Linked DNA regions of Homo sapiens: region 2 is linked to region 1. Evidence: read pairs that join two places in POLR2A ChIA-PET (ENCODE). Cell type or tissue: CD4-positive, alpha-beta T cell. All regions are shown on one strand. Links, peaks and the distances in the headings refer to the core of each region. The heading gives the core; the rest is flanking DNA.

Region 1 (2,922 bases), core at 143-2,642:
GTTCAAAACACATACACTATGGCTTCGAGGATTCTCAAAGCAGGGATCTTTATATTGATAAAAACAATCTTTTAGTGTTTTTGTGGAGGAGGTGAGGTAAACGACAAATTGACATTCATTTTGCCTTAAACCAAGTGTCAAAGTCTGGCTTCCCAAAGAGAATGGCCAGTATTTTGGGCGCAGCTGTCAAATCTTCCCAATTTACACAGATGCAACAGAACCTGTGAATTAACCTGTGGCATTTACCAAAGCCAACCCCTGCCAAAAACAAATCTCTCTCCTCCTGGCATACTGAATAAGAGATAGGGATGCATTAAACATTTACGAAGACACTTCAAGAGAGTCTCAGGTAACAGGAAGTGTTCTGAGATTGATTTGCCATGCTTTGAGTGCACAGAAGACAGAGGGAGACACACAGGGAATGTTCCTGAGACTTTTTCTTTTCAATCATCCTCCTCTGTGACTTTTACCCTATAATTTATTTTTAAAGAGGCATCATAGTTTTCTGGGTGCCATAACAAAATCTAAAATAAATGTTTTCACCTAGATAAGCACTATTAAAAGGAAAGGATACTGAATTCATTTGAATACATTTACAGAAGATTGATTTTCCCAAGGGAATGTACCTATCCTATTTCTTTAATTATTCTTGAAGTTTTGCCTATCAACTGACAATTTCTTACAGAAAGGAAGCAAAACAGCCTGGCTTTCGTGACAGCGAAGAATTATAATACTAGAATAAAAACAGGTTTGTCACTTTCCTTATCTCTTCTAATGTCTGAGTTACTGGGAGTCAGAAATATAATAACCCCATCCCAGTAACACAGTTATTCAGAATATGTTAAATCGAAAGGTAAATTCAAAGTCAAATTTCTCTATTTTTTGAAGATCAGTATACTCATTCCTAACTACAAGCATCCAGTATGATTAGTTATAAAACATTAGAGAAAATATGGTCATATTCACTTTATTTTTTCAACTGATTATCACCTGATTAGAAAGAAGACCATTTTGTTTCACATGATTTACTCTCAGCAAAAAAACTGTTTACTTAAGCATAGGAAAGCCAACCTTCGTACTAAAAGAGAACTGAGAAATTTAAACAGCCCATGATCTTCATTGCTTTGGCCTCTGCTGCAAAGCGTCACTGTGAAAAATTGGTCCTGATCCCAGCAATCAATGCTTTCCCACTGCACAGAGATGGCCTGGCGTCATTGTGCCATTGTGGCTGCTAAGGGCAGGGTTCCTTAGCAATGCATAATGGCCAGAACAAGTCCTCCCCAACCCTGCACTAAGGGCAGGCCCCCAGTCCCAAATCATTTCCCCATCTTATTCCAGTTTCTCTTCGGGAGCTGTGGTTTCTTTCTGTGGTTGAACGTGGTTCAGCTTTTCCTGAACCCTGTCCTCCCCCAAAAATAATTATCTGTTGGAGAGTGGTGGTGGTTGGACAACATTGTGAATGTAAAATACCACTGAATTGTGCATTTAAATGGGAAATTTTATGCTATGTGTATTTTACTACAGAAATTATCTCTAATGTGTATTCCCAGGCAGCCGAGAGGTCGTCTTCTCAGAGGACCCTGAGCTGCCTTTTTCAGCAGGTCCACCACCTCTGTATCTTTGCATGCTAACAAAGACTTTTTCTTTTTTTTTTTGAGATGGAGTCTTGCTCTATTGCCCAGGCTGAAGGGCAGTGGCGCGATCTCGGCTCACTGCAACCTCTGCCTCCCAGGTTCAGGCAACTCTCCTGCCTCAGCCTCCTGAGTAGCTGAGATTACAGGCACTTGCCAACACACCCAGCTAATTTTTGTATTTTTAGTAGAGACAGGGTTTTGACATGTTGACCAGGCTGGTCTCAAACTCCTGACCTCAGGTAATCCACCCACCTCAGCCTCCCAAGTGCCGGGATTACAGGCATGAGCCACCGCAGCTGGCCAACAAAGACTTCCTGTGCTAATCACAGATATACCAAATGAAATTGTCCCTTTCTGCCCTTTCCCTTCTCCATCAAGGGATGAAATATAATTTTCCTCTCCTTGAATCTATGTAGACTTATGACACACTTGACACCAATCAAATGTAGCAGATATGATGCTGGACAACTTCTGAGGCTCAATGATTACAAGCAATTAATTCATCCTCTTTCTCACTTGCTTGAACTCCCACACTGGATCTCTGAACTGCAATTGCAGCAGTTCAACTGCCCTGCAGCCACCATGCTGCAAGAAAGCCCAGACTAAAGCACACAAGGAAACCAATGGAGAAACACTAAGACTACATGAAGAGCCACGGAGAGGTGCAGCCCTCTGTTCCAGCTTCCGTCGCCGTCTGACTGCAACTTATAAAACCCACAGCTAGAACTACATAGTCAAATCCTTCCCCAATTCCAGACTGGCTGAAACCATGAGGTAACAAAATAATTGTTATCATTTTGATCATAAATTGTTATGCAGATATAGATAACCGGAACTGAAAGTGGAGTGCCATAATATACATCAAAAATACACGACTTTGGGTTTGGGATCAGGCAAAAGCTGGAAGAAACCTGTGAACTATTAACAAAAGCCTAAAGGGCCTGGAGAAAAACTTAGCAGAATTTTAAAAGGTCTCAAGGAGGCTGTCAGTCAAAACCTGGAGGAAAGTGAGAAGATGATATCAGAAGGTTAAGGAAAAGAGATCCTTTCATGCGGTGAGAGAAACCTAAGCAGAGCTGTCATCTGAGGTAACATGGAAAATAGAAAATGTATCTAACGAACTGGATGATCTATCTAAGGAGATTTCCAGGCAATGTTGAGATGGCTGCCTAGTTTCTTCCAGCCACCTATAATAAAATGAAAAGAAAGACATGAACTAAAAAACAAATTATTCAGTTTGAATTGAATTTGAAGAATTTGCAAAGATCCCAAAAGTAGTCTTTTCAGC
Region 2 (2,922 bases), core at 191-2,690, 80 kb after region 1:
ACTCTGTCTGCTAGCCAGACTACACGTGCATTTATATTCAACCTCTGCCGCCTTGACTTATTACTGTTATTGTTTTTATTGCAAATGTATTTTGAGTCTCTTGGCCACGCTGCGAGAGAAATCAGGGCGCGCTTCTGGAGCAAAATGTGGGTTCCTCCCCTGGAAGTCTTTTCTGGCCCCTCCAGGTTGAGTTACAAAGCTCCTTCTTTATGTTCCCATGACCTCTTATTCATTTTTACATGTCATTTCACTTGCTCTATATTTTAATGATTTATCTACTTGGCTATTTTCCTCACTAAATTCTGAACACCCAGTACAGAGACAGAATATTTTTCTTTCTATTCCTAGTGCCTGATGCATAACAGTAACTCAATAAATATTCCAATGAATGAATTAAAAAGTCAACTGAATCCCTGACCACTCACAATTAAGCGTAAGTCCCTTCCCAATTGTGTTATTAGCTTAAAAAGAAAAGAAACTTTAAATTCTTTTTCTGTCATAAGAAGGAAGAAAAGAACAAGAACATTTTTGCCTATGAAGAATAAACAGTACTTTAATGACCGAAGTACTAAACATTACAACGAGAAGCATGCTCATATTTATCACATTTAAACTTACCACTTAAAAAAAAAAACAAATGTTTTAAGGGGTGTTACTTTGAAAAGCATTATACCGTCATACTCATTAACAGAAGAGAAAATACACTCTTAGGGGAACTTTTTTTTTAATGATAATGCATACTGTAGAGAATGATATTTAATTAACAGATAAACATATTTCAAGTGCTAGTACATTTGCCTGTTCTATCACCAACTCTACAAATAGGATATAGCAAAAAATGAATTGTTGTCCCCATGATAAACATTTTTTCTTCCTGGAGAAGGGAAAAAAAAAAGAACCCTACAATCAGATTTGTGTGCCTCTGTAATTTAGCTTGATTGCATTTATCTTTACTCCCTCTTATTAAGCTGAATGCTCTTTTTGTAGCATTCATTCCTAAAAATACACTGAATCAAAAAATCCCTGATAGATTCTGTTGTGACCTAACCACTCAAGTGAATTCATGTCTTTTACTCAGATTTTGCCCACCCCTCTACACAAAAACATTGGCTAACAAACATGATTCATGAGAGTTTCCTGTTCTCACTATGCGACCAAAGTCAATGGATCTACTTCTATTAAAATATTACAATCAACAGACCGACATAAAGAATAAATACATCTCCCCAGAAAAATTAAATTCAGAAGCAATTGATTTGGGCACTGCCACAGAATATACAGTTAAGGATGAGAAGTAAAGAGAACAGATAACGTCAGAGAGGCAAAATGCAATCACTCAAGCTGGAAGAAGGTAGCCAGGGCTCAGTGGAGCAGCCCCAGAGCTCACTTTTACCTGCTGGAGTAGCAGAATATTTACAATTGAAAAAGGCTCAGTGAGAAACACAGAATTCACCCATATTCCAAATCTTACAGATGATTGTGTCCCAATATAAAATAGACAGTGCCTTTTGTTTTGCATTAAGCTTTAATACAGTAGTACAATGAGCAGTAAGGTCTTTAAAATAATCACATATGCATTATTAATCTCAATACATTTCCACCTCATTAAACCACCTAATAATGTGACTAGTAGTGAGGGTACACGTACTAATCATTATCCTTATTATACATTTAAGAATAATAACTTGAAATATATCCTTGATTGAAAGGTTTTCTAGAGTTCTTTGCAATACACTTACCTGTTATAGGAACTTAAACCCAATGAAGCAGTAAAACACAAAAACCAAAAATACGAATCAGTATGAAAAGTTTCTAAGCCCTTTTAAATCAGTAAGTATTAGCATTAAGCAATATTTGAAGTGATTTCAGAAACTGCATTATAAATACAAAAATGATTGGATGCAAAACTCTAAAGACCACAATCCTAAGAATGATGAAAAATACAACAAATCATTTCTACATCTAATATGATTAATGAGATATTTAGCTTTTAAAGAATGCCAATATATTTTTAAAACCAGCTTGACTTTCAAAATTAAATAAAATGTGTAATGAATGTTTATATAACTAGACTTTATGACTCTATTGTGTTAAATCTAGCTTTCCTTAAACATGAATATCCTTTTTCACAGGGAAAATTACTATGATAATTATTACAGTTTATAAAACTCATACACATCATCTAATTTTCTCTTTATAATAAAACCCCATGAAAAAGGTATGGTAGGAATTATTATACTGTTTTATAGATGGGAAAACAAAGATGTAAGGTATTTTTATGAGTTCATATTGTAAATCCACAGGAGGACCGAGACTTGGACTTTACATATGTGTAGAAAATTATTGTAAGGAAACTTTTAACATTTAGGCAACTAATTTTTTTCCAATTAGTTCTCAATATTTTAATTGAAATTTATTTATTAACTTTATACTGACAGCATTCTACAGTGCTTAGCAGAAGATGACATTTTCAGAGGCATCTGATGTATCCTTAATGATCCCCAGTGATCATGATTTATGGCTCCTCCCTGTGTGATAAGACCACTCCCTGGGGCAAATCCCCAGTTCACTTCCTAACCATTATTGGTGGACATCAAAGGGAGAGTGCAAGTAGAGATGAAGAACATTGACTTTTCAGATTATTTTAGAATATATATCCTTTATAGTAATTATAAAATTATAATTTTAAATATTTATTTTAGTAAATAAGAGGTATATTTTACATAACTGAGTTAGTTGTGTTGTTCCAAAATATTTTAAAAATGCAATTGAACATTGATTGTATGTATAACAAAAATACAAGCATAAAATATAAGTTAAAGTTTTTTGTTCACAAGAAATGTTAAATATAAATAACAAACATGACATTTGGGAATTTACAAGATATATTTATTTGATAGTTTCCATATTTCTTTGGTTAAA

The links. Peaks named below come from ENCODE experiments on the same cell type or tissue, not always from the same donor. Only the 100,000 strongest peaks of a DNase experiment are listed, where the experiment ranks them.
Region 2: POLR2A ChIA-PET joins it to region 1 with 5 read pairs; 3 of 35 experiments call an interaction of 5 or more read pairs at or near these places.

What each region holds. Positions count from the first base shown.
Region 1 is chr6:127,919,862-127,922,783 of GRCh38, forward strand. No RefSeq gene overlaps it. Among named protein-coding and RNA genes, the nearest start is that of THEMIS, 20 kb to the left of the region's middle. In CD4-positive, alpha-beta T cell, for the core only: no CTCF peak of the experiment used is centred there; no DNase peak of the experiment used is centred there; H3K27ac peaks cover 171 bases.
Region 2 is chr6:127,999,457-128,002,378 of GRCh38, forward strand. All of the region lies in intron 15 of PTPRK (protein tyrosine phosphatase receptor type K), which reads right to left. Among named protein-coding and RNA genes, the nearest start is that of PTPRK-AS1, 27 kb to the right of the region's middle. In CD4-positive, alpha-beta T cell, for the core only: no CTCF peak of the experiment used is centred there; no DNase peak of the experiment used is centred there.